2 separate regions of the Homo sapiens genome follow, and region 1 is linked to region 2. The links are chromatin contacts, found by Hi-C or POLR2A ChIA-PET in ENCODE. All regions are on one chromosome and are shown on one strand. The core of a region is the stretch at or near the end of the contact, and the rest is flanking DNA. Distances in the headings are between cores, read along the strand shown.

What was found. Hi-C counts contacts between places; a loop is a spot of excess contacts on that map. ChIA-PET counts read pairs that join two places held with the same protein, here RNA polymerase II (POLR2A). Pooled maps may share reads with other maps.
Region 1: a pooled map shows a loop between it and region 2 (10-fold over the local background). The contact joins the promoter of TMEM102 here to the promoter of SHPK in region 2. A Hi-C loop is called at or near these places in 3 of 50 pooled maps. POLR2A ChIA-PET finds 5 or more read pairs at or near these places in 2 of 52 experiments (AG04450 and WTC11).

What each region holds. Positions count from the first base shown.
Region 1 is chr17:7,433,246-7,439,988 of GRCh38, reverse strand. TMEM102 (transmembrane protein 102) reads right to left here and starts at 4,554. Exons shown (of 3, transcript NM_178518.3): 1 at 4,293-4,554; 2 at 3,904-4,136; 3 at 2,310-3,795. The coding sequence starts at 4,117. The coding sequence ends at 2,483. FGF11 (fibroblast growth factor 11) reads right to left here and starts at 477. Exons shown (of 5, transcript NM_004112.4): 1 at 176-477. The coding sequence starts at 368. RefSeq lists silencers at 276-375, 1,654-1,753, 2,725-3,004 and enhancers at 134-667, 921-1,829, 1,844-1,943, 2,740-3,649, 4,701-4,870.
Region 2 is chr17:3,631,268-3,638,457 of GRCh38, reverse strand. SHPK (sedoheptulokinase) reads left to right here and starts at 2,208. Exons shown (of 7, transcript NM_013276.4): 1 at 2,208-2,406. The coding sequence starts at 2,239. It overlaps CTNS (cystinosin, lysosomal cystine transporter), which reads right to left and starts at 1,698. Exons shown (of 12, transcript NM_004937.3): 1 at 1,627-1,698; 2 at 1,142-1,351. RefSeq lists silencers at 1,333-1,422, 2,433-2,492 and enhancers at 1,703-1,952, 3,791-4,656.

The DNA.
Region 1 (6,743 bases), core at 3,305-5,804, 3.8 Mb before region 2:
TGGACAAAAGAGAAGGGAAACTGAGGCACAGTCTGGCAGGGACTTTGTCGTCCTGGCCCACCCCCTTCCACTTTCGGGGAGCCCCTCAGCCGGGCCCTATTCTTCAGAGTCCCTGGCCTCAATCTCCCAGGCAGAGAAACCTCTGGCCGGGAGACCCCGCCCCAGCCGCACTCACCCGGGCCGCGGTCCGGCCGCGCGGGCCGCCCCCCGCACAGTCGCACCTTGGACAGCAGGATGAGGAGCTGCTTCTGGCAAAGGGACTTGGTGCCGCGGGGACACACGCGCCGCTGCGCCGACACCGGCCGGCTGCCCCCGGGCTCGCGGACCTCCCGCTTCTGCCGGATCAGGCTACTGGCCAGCGCCGCCATAGCGCCCCGGGAGGAGACACCCCCAAACCGGCAGGCGCCCGGAGCGCGCTGGGCTCCCCCAGAGGAGCCCGCTCACTAGGGCATGCTCTTGACGCTCAGGCCCCGACTCGCTGCCCCACCCACAGGACCTGAGGATAAGCCCCAGACCCCCCCCCTCACGTACCCCCCTCCACAGCAGCCAGTTACCACCCGTGGGCCCAGTGCTGGCTCCACCAGATCCAGCAGCCTATGTACTCCTCAGTGGATCCCACCCTCGAGTTTTGCCTCCTATTGAAAACGTCCCCTTTCCCTCCTCTCCAGTGTCTGTCCTCACTTCACCTATCCCAAAGCCAAGACCCACTAAATTTCCAAGACGTGGTTTAAATATCTTCAGGCACCTTTCCACTGTATTTTGGGGCACACTCCTGCCAAATCCACTCTTGTAATCTACAGGGTGTGGGACTTTAGCTTTGGGAATATTCGCTCATCCCACCCCTACTGGGGCACTGCCAATGTCAGGAAGGAACCCAACCTTGGTGTTTTTTCCTTTGCTACACTCTAAATGGAGGGGATCCCCCACTTTTTTCACTGAAATCCCCCCAAAATATGTCTCAGAATATCCAGGTTGCCCAGGTTCAGTAAGACAGGGCTCCCAGACCCTCTGGCTGGATAATACCTTTTTCACCAAGTCCCCCCCATGTCTAGTAGCATAGAATTCTAGCGGCCAAGACCCTTTCTTCACCTTCACACCCTCCGCTCCTTTTGAAGTCACCTCCAAATCCACCCTTCCTAGTGGATACACCAGGTAGTTGACTGGAGGGCCTTCCGCCACCTCAAAATGAGGAGCATCCGTGTTTGTTTTTGTTTTTGTTTTTTTCTCCCCTGGCTGCCCCTTAAATTTTCTTGGGGACAGCTGGTGCTGTTTAGATCCCACGCCCTCCAATCTAACCAGCCCCCCAAGAGAGGAGTGCACCCACGTTGTCACCAGTCCCCAGATGTGAACAGGCCCCCTACAAGTCAGAGCGGATCACAGCTTCCTGCTACAGGGCTTCCTCGTCCTCCCCGGGATTGCCTATAGCACCCCCTCTTCCTTTTCCCGACGCCCCTCAACCTGTCCTGTCCTGTTGATCCGGCGACGGGTGGCGCTGGCTTCGGCTCCAGGCTCCTCCCTCCCTGTCCCCCGCAAACGGAGCTTCCCCCCACGCCCGGCTAGGCGTCCCGGACCCTCGGGAAGGAGTGAGGGTGTCTCTGCAGAGCTCCCCGGTCCGGCGAAGTCAGAGCACTGGGCCGGTGGCTGGACCAGGCAGAGCGGCGGCAGCGGCAGCGGCTGTGGGAAGCTGAGGCGGCGGCGGCGGCGGCGACAGCAGTTCCCCCTCCTCGGAGAGCCGGCCCGGGGGCGGGGCAGGGGGCGGAGACGCTGGGAAATAGGAGGGTGAAGCCGGGCAGGAGGAACCCCGGGGTTCCTTGGAGGTAGAGAGTGCGGACTGTGTCTTACAAGCAGGCAAAGCCGAGGCAAGGCCGCACGTCTCAGCCTTCAGAGGAGGAGGGACAGGAAGGCCTCCTGAACGCACCCCTGGGTAGGAAGGAGAGGTTGGGCCTAAGGGAGATGGAATGGCGGACGCTGGGAGAAGGGAGAGAGACCCTACTGGCCGGGATGTTAGTGAAGAAAGAACCGCACGAGTAAAGTGGGGGAAGAACTGGAGAGATGGAGGATGGGGGGTGGTGAGATCCAGCCTTGGGCGAAATCCGGCCTCCTTCATATCTCTGCCGTTGTGTGAGCCAAATTGATCAGACCCTGGTCTCCATAACTCCTTTTCGCGTTTGGTCAGCAAATATGTTTCTCCCATTTCTATTGGCCCTTAAGAGAAATGACCAAAAGAACTGGGGACAGACGGTTTCTGGAAGCTGCCCCTGGGCGGAGTGCTGGCCACAGATGTGGAGAATAGCGAGGCTGGAATGGGGCAACTTGTGCGGGGGCAGGCGGGTGGGCGTAGAGGAGGAACCAACAGGGAGGTCTTCCAGAAGGGGGGCTTCAGGCCCAGGGCACACAGTCAGTCCCCCTGGCGAGGGGCGAGCAGGGCCCCCCACGTCCCGCTCGCCCACAGAGGCACTTTCCACTGGTAGGAACAGCGTCTTTAATGGGCCCCGCCCCCCACGCCCGCCAAACCGCCCCCCTTGCGGGCCACTTTGGCCTCCTCCACCGCGGCACGGAGGGCCCGGGCCGGGTCCCCGCGGAGCCGGGCCAATTCTCCGAGCAGCGCAGCGGAGTCGTCCCCCGTACGGAGCTGTCGGCCGTTCAGAAAATAGTGAGGCAACGTCCCGGCCTCGAGCACTCGGCCGAGCTCGTCTAGCAGCCCGAGGCAGCAGGCGCCCGCATTTTCTGGCCGCGCCAGGTAGAGCGCAGGCAGCCGCTCGCACGCCCAGTACAGCAGCGTCCGCAGGAGGTAGGGCGCCGCCGCCCGGGTCCCGGCCACCAGCGGGCGCAGTAGCGCCTGGGCCGCCGCGTGCGCCTGCAGCAGCGGCGCTGGTATGCGCGCTTTGAGCGCCAGCTCCTGGCGGGCAAAACAGAGCTGCCAGGCGGAGGCGCACGGCCGCTCGGTGCCGCCACCGGGCACCAGGTAGAAGGAAGCCGACTCAGAGGCCAGCGGACCGGCCCACGAGTGGCTCCGAGCCCCCTCGGGCCAGCCCGCCACGGACACCACTGGGATCAGGTCGAAGAGCAGGAGGCGGCGAGGGGGCTCAGGGGTAGCCAGGAGGACGGTGGTGAAACCCGCGTGGCGAGCTGCGTGCACCAGACGCGGAGCACCCGGGACAGGGATCAGAGACTCGGCGACCGCCGCCAGCGTAGCAAAGAACCAGGCAGCCACCTGGGCGGAACATAATGTGGGCCACGCTTCCCGAGCCTCCGACGGCTTTGGGACTGGGCTTTCGACGGCTGCCTTGGTGACGTCACTACTCATTGTTTTCAAAGGTGCGGTAGAGCCAAGGTCGACGACGTCATGCTGAGGCGACTCGGACGCTGAAACGTCACTAGGCGATTTTTCCAAAGACACCGGCGCCTCGTGCTCAGTGACGTAGCTGTGCGGCTGGTCTACAGAGCTTTGCCAGTCCTTGGAACTTTCTTCGCTCTCCGTTCGGTGGATCGAATCACGTGCTCCTGGGACTGGGGGTCCTAAGCAATCCTGCCACATCTCCCGGATGGGGGTTCCGCACACCATCTCTGGGAGGCAGACCTGTGCGTAACAGGATTCCAGGTCCAGTTGCAGTTCAGTGCCGTCCAGTGAAAACATGGGCACTAGGAGTGTGAAGCCGGCATCGTAGTGAGGTCCCCGGGCGTAGGGACCCAGGGGTGCATGCCCCAGATCCAGGGAGCCCTCGCGAATCCCACCACGAAGCAGCAAGAGCTCTGCCTGGGGAGGAAAGCGAGGGTCCCGGCGGTGAACTAGACCTAAAAAAAGGGAACGGATCGTGAGGGCGTCGCCCAAAGCCGGGGCGGGGGCGGGGGCGTGGTGAGGCTGAGAGCTGTGAGTTCCCAAAGGCAAGTAGGGTTACTTACCAAGCAAAGAGAAGACAAAGTCCTTGGCCCGGAGGAGATCGGCTCCCGGCTTGGGCCCGTCACTCCAGCTCTCCTGCACACCCAGCTCCTGGATCAGCTGGGTCAATTCCTGCAGCTGCGCCCCGGAGCAGAAGTCGATGTCCGTGAGCGGCCGAGCTGGGGCCGGGGGCGGCGGGCCCCACCAGGGGGCACTCCCCCAGACTGCGGAAGCCATGCGGTTCTATCGCTTTGGGCTGCGGAAAACACGGAAGGGAGGTGGCTTTGCTGCCACAAAGTCGTCCCCGTTCTTCCCTCTTCCTGAGGCCGAGCGAGTGCCCCAGACACAACCTACAAATGGGTCTGTAGATGATGGGTTCTAAATTTAGTCCTCAAAATGAACAAATAAATACCTCTTCTATCCTGGCCCTTTTCTCATAGGCAGGTCCCCGCCCCCATGAACTGGTTCACCGGACTCAGCAGGTAAAAAGTAACTGTTGGCTCCTCCTACGGAATGCAGTAGCCAGCCTCCGCTGCCGCCCCTTGTCTACCTCCCTTTACCTCTTTTTTGGAAGAGGCTTATTAGTCTGCGGCTTCCCCCTTATGGGAAGCAGTAAGGGTGGGGAGCAGAAATAGATTCAACAGGTTACTTCTTCCTGATGCCCACGTGGCCACGCCCCTACATTTTCAGCCACGCCCCTTTCTGGAGGCTGTCGAGGTGGTTTCCGCCGGGTCGGGTCGCCAGTCAGAGCTCAATCACTCTTTTGGCCCTGCTGAAATCCCGCGTTATCCTGGGAGTTGTAGTTTCCCGCTCTACTAGGGCGTGGTAGCCACGCCCCCACATCCTTTCCTGTTCCGCTGAAGTAGTGCCTGATGGAAGTTGTAGTTCCTCTGGAGACAGATTATTCTGTGTCTTTTCACACCCATATCAACCCCACTCAAACATTCCTTGGGGTTTGAGAGGGGTAATAGGATGGCTCTGAGTCGCAAAAAATAATGAGGGATGGGCCGGGCGCGGTGGCTCCCGCCTGTAACCCCAGCACTTTGGGAGACTGAGGCGGGTGAATCACCTGAGGTCAGGAGTTCAAGGCCAGCCTGGCCAACATTGCGAAACCCTGTCTCTACTAAAAATACAAAAATTAGCCGGGCGTGGTGGCAGACGCCTGTAATCCCAGCTACTTAGGAGGCTGAGGCAGGAGAATCACTTGAACCTAGGAGGGAAAGGGTGCAGTGAGCTGAGATTGTGCCATTGCACTCCAGCCTGGGTGATAAGAGCGAAACTCCACCCTAGGGCCTGGGGAGAGATAGGGACCCCTGCCTGGGTGGGGTGGGGGGGGTGCATCTTGGAATCCCAAAAGTGGTAGTGTTAGGCAGGAGCACACAGATGGTGACCCAGAAATGGACGTTTGACTCATAGGAGAGACATACATGTTAGTGATGCCCACCTCAGCTCACTGCTACCTGAGTCGTGGCAGGGAAAACACTTTGGGATCTCAAATTTTTGTTTTGTTTTGTTTTGTTTTTGAGACTGAGTCTCGCACTGTTGCCCAGACTGGAGTGCTGTGGCGCAATCTCCGCTCACTGCAACCTCCACCTCCCGGGTTCAAGCAGTTCTCCTGCCTCAGCCTCCCGAGAAGCTGGGATTACGGCGCCTGCCACCATACCTGGCTAATTTTTTGTATTTTTAGTAGAGACAGGGTTTCACCATGTTGGCCAGGCTGGTCTTGAACTCCTGACCTCAGGTGATCCTCCCACCTCGGCCTCCCAAAGTGTTGGGATTATAGGCACGCGCCACTGCACCCGGCCTGGGCCACGACTTCTTACATTCCTTCTGCCCTTGGTCTGTCTCCAGGACGGGATAGGCCTAAGTCCATGGATAAGATAATTAAGGAGGACATCTAGGAAAATTAGAGGCCTGTAAAAGAAGAGACTCCCCAACTGTAGAGATCAATTTGGCAAGCCCAGGACTCAGGGGTTCCTCGTCACTGACAGAGAGTTTTCTCCTTCAGCAACCAGAGCTGGGGTCCCTGGGAGAAGCGAGAGCACCAAAGCAGCCCAGAACTGCGCAAGTAGGTTCCCGTACACACACATCTGGCTGTGACCCAAGAGGCCAGATCAGGAGAACTGGAGACTGGGCTGTTTCTCACAGTCTGGAGTAACCAGGCATCAGACATCCCTGCATCTCACCTCCTTCCCAGAGGGTGGCTTCCGAGGCACTCTAAAAAGAACTAAGTTCTCTGGACTCTGTGGAAGCTTTGAAGATGTTAAGAATGGGTGACAAGGAATAGTTCCTCTAAACTCTAAAGCATGGCTCTCCAATATAATTTTCTGTGACGATAGCAATGTCCTGAGTTGGTCCTGTCTGATACAGTAGCCACCAGCAGCCACCTGTGGCTGTTGAGCACTTGAAATGTAGATAATGTGGCCAGGCGCCCTGGCTCACGCCTGTAATCCCAACACTTTGGGAGGCCGAGGCGGGTGGATCACTTGAGGTCAGGAGTTCGAGACTAGCCTGGCCAACATGGTGAAACCCCATCTCTACTAAAAAGACAAAAATTAGCTGGGCGTGGTGGTGCACGCATGTAATCCCAGCTACTCAGGAGGCTGAGGCAGGAGAATCGCTTGCTTGAACCTGGGAGGCAGAGGTTGCAGTGAGCCGAGATCGCGCCATTGCACTCCAGCCTGGGTGACAGAGCGAGACTCTGTCTCAAAAAAAAGAAAAAAAGAAAAAGAAAAAAAGAAAATGTAAATTAAAATTAAACAAAATTTAAAAATGTGTTCCGCAGTAACATCTACTTTTTTTTTTTTTTTTTTTTTTGAGACAGAGTCTTGCTGTGTCACCGAGGCTGGAGTGCAATGGTGCG
Region 2 (7,190 bases), core at 959-3,458:
GAGACCAGCCTGGCCAACATGGTGAATCCCCGTCTCTACTAAAAATACAAAAATTAGCCAGGCGTGGTGGCATGTGCCTGTAGTCCCAGCTACTCAGGAGGCTGAGGCAGGAGAATCGCTTGAACCCGGGAGGTGGAGGTTGCAGTGAGCCGAGATTGCACCATTGCACTCCAGCCTGAGTGATAAGAGTGAAACTCCGTCTCAAATTAAAAAAAAAAAACAAAAAAAAAACCAGATTGATAATTACATACAACTAGTGGCTTGTGAAAGCTACAAGATAGAAATGAAGTATCTCCTGACAATGGGCTCTGTCTGGCGTGCCCTTCCTATGTAAGTTCTAACTATTGTCCAGGCCTCATTCAGATGTCACATGTTTCAAGAAGGCTCCTCACCCATTCAGTCCCTTCCCAGGAGCAACCTGGGGCTAGGGGTCTAGTGTGGCAGCTCCTGTCTGCCAGGTATGAGTTGGTCCTGTCCTCTGTTCTACGACCTGGAACTCCCTGGGTCTCCTGCTTTTGGAGAGGGTACACAAATAGTGGCAAGGGCTGTGTGCACTGGAGACAGGCTTGACCTATTTATTACTTATGCGACCTTGTGGTGCCAAACAAGGAGGTGGTAACTACCTCACAGGACTTAAATGAGGAGATGTAAAGCACGCATTGTCAAGTGGGACTAAAATTGGCTGGGGGTAGGCTGGGCGCGGTGGCTCACGCCTGTCATCCCAGCACTTTGGGAGGCCGAGGTGAGCGCATCACCTGAGGTCAGGAGTTCGAGACCAGCCTGGCCAACATGGTGAATCCCCATCTCTACTAAAAATACAAAAATTAGCTGGGCATGGTGGCTCAGGCCTGTAGTCCCAGCTACTCGGAAGGCTGAGGTAGGAGAATCGCTTGAACCCCGGAGGCGGAGGTTGCAGTGAGCCGAGATCGCGCCACTGCACTCCAGCCTGGGTGACAGAGGCTGCAGACTCCATCTCAAAAAAAAAAAAAAAATTGGCTTGGGGTGGTAGTGAAGAAATCTAGCTATTACAATGGTTTGTGGCCACAGAAACAAATACACAGCGTACTAGTGGTATTAAATTTTATGGGAAGGGGGTAGGTAGGAATAACGAGGTTGAGAAACAAGGATATAAAGTGGTTACCTCTGTTGCTTAGGGCGCCTAGCGAGCTCTCACAAAACACAGTAATCCTCAATGTTACTGGAAGAGGCAGAGCTCAGGAGTCCTCCCTTCGCCCAGTGTGAAAACCCGGAGGGGAGGATGGGGTCTCGTGCTGCTCAGTCCCCCGGAGCCCCGCACTCCGCACGTCAACCGGCGCTCTCGCAAAGGTTCTCTCAGCGTCTCCAAAGCAATCTGCAAATTCCCCAACCGAGACCCAGGCGGCAACTGAGCAGAAGGTAAGGGGCTGGGAACGGCACCCACCCCGGCAGCCCGCTGCCCCTGCCTCGGCTGACCACCGCTCGGGCCCTTCCACCCGGGGGTTGTCCCGTGTCGCGAGGCCAGCACTGGTGGCGGGGAAAGGAGCCCGCCGCGGCTGAGGGCGCTGGACCCCCGGCAGGCTGCCCCGCTGACCTGCTGTGCCTCAAGGGGTCCGCCTGGGAAACAGGGGAGGCCGCGTCCGCTCTCACCTGAGCGCCCCCAGGCTCGAGGAACCGCCCTCACGGGACGCATGAGCCTCGCCAGGTGCCGGTCAGGAATGCACCGCGTTCCCCTGCCCGGCTAGACTTTGGGAGAGGCGGGTCCGCTGTCACCTGACCTCCGCCACCTGACTCGTGGGGCCGGATCTCGGCGAGATGAGCTCTGGGAGTTGTAGTTTCCGCGCGTCTTAGACGGACAGAGCGCAGCTGGGTCGGGCCGGGGCGCAGAGATCGGGGCTCCGGCGTGAGGGAAGATGAGGTCCGCTGCCAGGGACACAGAGACTCTTGGAGCCGCCAGCGCCTCCCGGCTCCTTTCGTGAGCGAAGCTCAGACCGCCCTCCATTGGGCGGAAATCAGAGCCCGTGGGGCGGGGCCCCCTTTAGGTCCCGCCTTCCGCCGCCTCTCCGCCTATAGCCGGGGCCCGCCGAGAGGTTGCGTGGAAGCTCGCCTTCCCCGGCCAGTGGGAAGACGAGAAGCCTCCATGTTGGGTGTGGCTGAAAGATTGGCAGGCGACTCCCCGCCCCTGCCCCGCCCCCCTGGGCGAAGAGCGCGGACTTGTGGGGCCGCTGGCTGCAGACTGGAGCTGCGCGGGTCAGGGAGATAATGGCTGCGCGGCCGATCACCCTCGGCATTGACCTGGGCACCACATCTGTGAAGGCAGCTCTGCTGAGGGCCGCGCCCGACGACCCATCCGGGTTCGCAGTGCTGGCGAGCTGTGCCCGTGCTGCGCGGGCAGAGGCGGCGGTCGAGAGCGCGGTGGCCGGGCCCCAGGTGAGTTGGACCCCCGGGGCCGCGCCGCCTCCAGGAGCCTCCTGACCACCCTTTTCCACCCCAGGAGGCCTCCCTGACAGCCCTTCCCGCAATGAAGTCTCTATTCCAGCTTGTCCCCAGCTTCTCCAGGGGCCCGTCTGCCTGCAGCAGCTGTGCTCATGATCCCTTAGGTCTGGTCCCAGAATCCTTCCCACCTGCTGGGACCGATTCCCCCCCGCCCCCTCCCCGACTCTCTGGCTTCTTCTGGGGGCCTTGCGCTTGGCGCTGGATCCCTGTGCTCTCTGTCCCCTGACCTTGGAGGAACTGATCTCTTGTGTGTATGGAATGACCACAGGCCTCCCTTTCACTCTTGCTGCTCTCCGCTCCTCACACCTGCCCTGTGACCTCAAGTTCAGGATTCAGTTTGTTGCCCAGGGCAGAGTCTGGGTTTTCCTCCGGAAATCAGATGTCAAATCAGGCCTAACTGGCTCCTGGCTCATTCCACAGAAGCAGAATGCGGACCAAGAAACCTTTGGTCAGCCGGGCGCGGTGGCTCACGCCTGTAATCCCAGCGCTTTGGGAGGCCGAGGCGGGCGGATCACGAGGTCAGGAGATCGAGACCATCCTGGCTAACACGGTGAAACCCCGTCTGTACTAAAAATACAAAAAATTAGCGGGGCGTGGTGGCGGGCGCCTGTAGTCCCAGCTACTCGGGAGGCTGAGGCAGGAGAATGGCGCGAACCCGGGAGGCGGAGCTTGCAGTGAGTCGAGATCGCTCCGTTGCACTCCAGCCTGGGTGACAGAGCGAGACTCCTTCCCTTCCTTCCCTTCCTTCCTTCCTTCCTTCCTTCCTTCCTTCCTTCCTTCCTTCCTTCCTTCATTCTTTCCTTTCTTTCTCTTTCTTACCAAGTCTCGCTCTGTTGCCCAGGCTGGAGTACAGTGGCGTGATCTGGGCTCACTGCAACCTCCGCCAACTGGATTCAAGTGATTCTCCTGCTTCAGCCTCCCGAGTAGCTGGGACTACAGGTGTGAGCCACCGCGCCCGGCTACTTTTTGTATTTTTAGTAGAGACAGGGTTTCGCCATGTTCGCCAGACTGGTCTTGAACTCCTGACCTCAAGTGATCTGCCCACTTCAGCCTCCCAAAGTGCTAGGATTACAGTTGTGAGTCACTGCGCCTGGCCCAGCTTTGTTTTTCACAAGCTCTTGCCACATACATGGACACGGTTGTTTAGGGTTCAGAGCCCATTTGGCTCAGAAGCATTTCTGAGGATAGGGATTTCAGGAGCACTTTGTATCTACATAGAAGCTTTCAAGATTAGTTTGGTTGGGACATTAGGGCATATTAAAAGGATTCTTACTTAAAGGACTATGAATTGGAGGCAAAGTTGGCTCTGACCCTGGTGGGGTGAGCAGGAGAGCTGGCATTAGGGGAGAGTAGGCTCAGAAAGTGCCAGTTTCTCCTGAAATAGAGCACTTCTTTTTTTTTTTTTTTTTTTTTTGAGACAGGGTCTCGCTCTGTCACCCAGGCTGGAGTGCAGTGGTGCAATCTCTGCTCACTGAAACCTCTGCCTCCCGGGTTCAAGTGATTTTCGTGCCTCAGTTTCCCGAGTAGCTGGGATTACAGGTGTGCGCCACCATGCTTGGAGAATTTTTTTGTATTTTTGGTAGAGATGGGGTTTCACCATGTTGGCAAGGCTGGTCTCAAACTCCTGACCTCAACTGATCTGCCTGCCTCGGTTTCCCAAAGTGCTGGGATTACAGGTGTGAGCCACCGCACCCAGCATGGCCACTTTTTTTTTTTTTTTAATTGATCACTCTTGGGTGTTTCTCGCAGAGGGGGATTTGGCAGGGTCATAGGACAATAGTGGAGGGAAGGACAGCAGATAAACAAGTGAACAAAGGTCTCTGGTTTTCCTAGGCAGAGGACCCTGCGGCCTTCCGCAGTGTTTGTGTCCCTGGGTACTTGAGATTAGGGAGTGGTGATGACTCTTAACGGGCATGCTGCCTTCAAGCATCTGTTTAACAAAGCACATCTTGCACCGCCCTTAATCCATTTAACCCTGAGTGGACACAGCACATGTTTGAGAGAGCACAGGGTTGGGGGTAAGGTCACAGATCAACAGGATCCCAAGGCAGAAGAATTTTTCTTAGTACGGAACAAAATGAAAAGTCTCCCATGTCTACTTCTTTCTACACAGACACAGCAACCATCCGATTTCTCAATCTTTTCCCCACCTTTCCCCCTTTTCTATTCCACAAAACCGCCATTGTCATCATGGCCCATTCTCAATGAGCTGTTGGGTACACTACCCAGACGGGGTGGTGGCCGGGCAGAGGGGCTCCTCACTTCCCAGTAGGGGCGGCAGCACGGCCACTTCTTGAAAACTTTTCTGCCCTCCCTCCCCAGCTTTCAGCAGGCTGTTCTGTGCTTACAGGCTCACCCAGTGTGTCACACCTATTTAATGAAGTGCTTAGCGGAGGCCAGTCATTAACCCCCCCACACCACATATGAATCGTGCTCTGGGACAAACAGCACTGCTGTGAGTTAGTCTATATAGCAGGGTTTCTCAACCTTGGTGCTGCTGACATTTTGGGCTGCATAGTTTTTGTTGTGTGAGGGGTGTCCTGCATGTTGTAGAATGTTTAGCAACATCTCTGGCCCACTAGATGCCAGCCACGCTTGCCCCTCTTCCCCAGATGTGACAACCAAAAATGTCTCCATGTTGCCAAATGTTCCCTAGGTGACAAGACCACCCCGAGTAGGAACCAGTGATCTATAGTCATATCTGTGGCCGGGCGCGGTGGCTCTTGCCTGTAATCCCAGCACTTTGGGAGGCGGAGGTGGGTGGATCACTTGAGGTCAGGAGTTCGAGACCAGCCTGGCCAACATGGTGAAACCCTGTCTCTACTACAAAATAACAAAAATTAGCCGGGCGTGGTGATGCGTGCTTGTAATCCCAGCTACTTGGGAGGCTGAGGCAGGAGAATTGCTTGAACTCGGGAGGCAGAGGTTGCAGTGAGCCCAGATCATACCACTGCACTCCAGCCTGGGCAACAGAGTAAGACTCTGTCTCCAAAAAAAAAAAAAAAAAAAAAAAAGTAATATCTGCTGGCTGTGTTCTTTCCTCAAGTTCATACTTTTCACTCATAAGTATTAGCTATACCAGGGTCAAGCTTGGCAGCTGTGCAGACAATCAGTTTTTGGTATTTGCCCATTTAAAATACAAGGTTTTCGAGGGCAGTTCTGTGACCCTTTCACAGTTTATATTTATTTTTCCTCTCTGGGCATCAGTTTCCTCCGCTGTAAAAAGAGGCCTGAGGAGTAGGATTTAATGAGCTTCTAAGTACTGTGTGCAAGTCTAAAGCGCGAGGATTCGACGTGGATGTAGACCAACTGATATTCTGAGCCAAGGAGTGGGGGCAATGTCTATTCCTGTTACACTGGGGGTCTGTCCAAGAGCTACTCCCCAATCACACCCGCCCCTAAAACTGTTTCTAACTGCTGAACACTGCCTCCTTGTCTTTACCACATCCAGCCTGCTTACTTCTTCCCGTGTCTCCCCCCACACAACTCACGCACCCACTCACCCTGGGACCATTTGAAACAGCAGCTCTGTCCTGGGATGACACACCACCCCATGGCCATGTGGAGTCTTACTGTGTTGCTGAGGCTGGTCTCAGGCTGGTCTCAAAGTTCTGGGATCAAGTGATCTCCTGCTTCAACCTTCCCAGTGGCTGCGATTATAGGCGTGAGCCGCTGCGCCCAGCTGGGAGGACTCTTTAAACTAGCTCTGTCCAGTAGAAATATGACCTGCAGGCCAGGCGCGGTGGCTCACGCCTGTAATGCCAGCACTTTGGGAGGCCGAGGCGGGCGAATCACGAGGTCAAGAGATCGAGACCATCCTGGCCAACATGGTGAAACCCCGTCTCTACTAAAAATACAAAAATTAGCCGGGTGTGGTGGCGCGCACCTATAGTCCCAGGTACTTGGGAGGCTGAGGCAGGAGACTCGCATGAACCTGGGAGGCAGACGATGCAGTGAGCTGAGATCACACCACTGCACTCCAACCTGGTGACAGTGAGATTCCGTCTCAAAAAAAAAGAAATGTAACCTACAAATGGAGCCAGGCGTGGCCTTTTCAATTTTCTAGCAGCCCTATTAAAATAAACAAGTGAAATTAATTTTAATTGCATATTTTATTTAACCCAGTGTATCCAGCACATTATCAGTTTGATGTGTGATAATCAAGGCTGGGTGCGGTGGCTCACACCTGTAATCCCAGCACTTTGGGAGGCCGAGGTGGGTGAATCCCTGAGGCCAGGAGTTTGAGACCAGCCTGGCCAACGTGGCGAAACCCCGTCTCTACTAAAAATACAAAAATTAGCCCGGCGTGGTGGTGTGAGCCTGTAATCCCAGCTACTCCGGAGGCTAAGGCAGGAGAATCACTTGAACCTGGGAGGCAGAGGTTGCAGTGAGCCAAGATTATGCCACTGCACTCTAGCCTGAGCAATAGAGAGAGACTCTATCGCTAAAAAAAAAAAAAAAAAAAAAAAAAAAGCATTAAATTAGATAGTGTATATTTTTTGTCATACTAAATTGTAGTCCGGTGCATGTTTTACATTTACATGTCAATTCAGACTAGCCACAAGTGGCTAACGATTTCAGTATTGGACAGTGAGGGTCTAAACAAATGTCTATTCCCAGAACCCTTCTTCCTGCCCCCCACCCCCATGTCCCCACCCTGCTCTTCTTTCCTCCCTCTGGTGATCCTGCATAGCCACCTGGCTCCTCTGTGCCTCTTG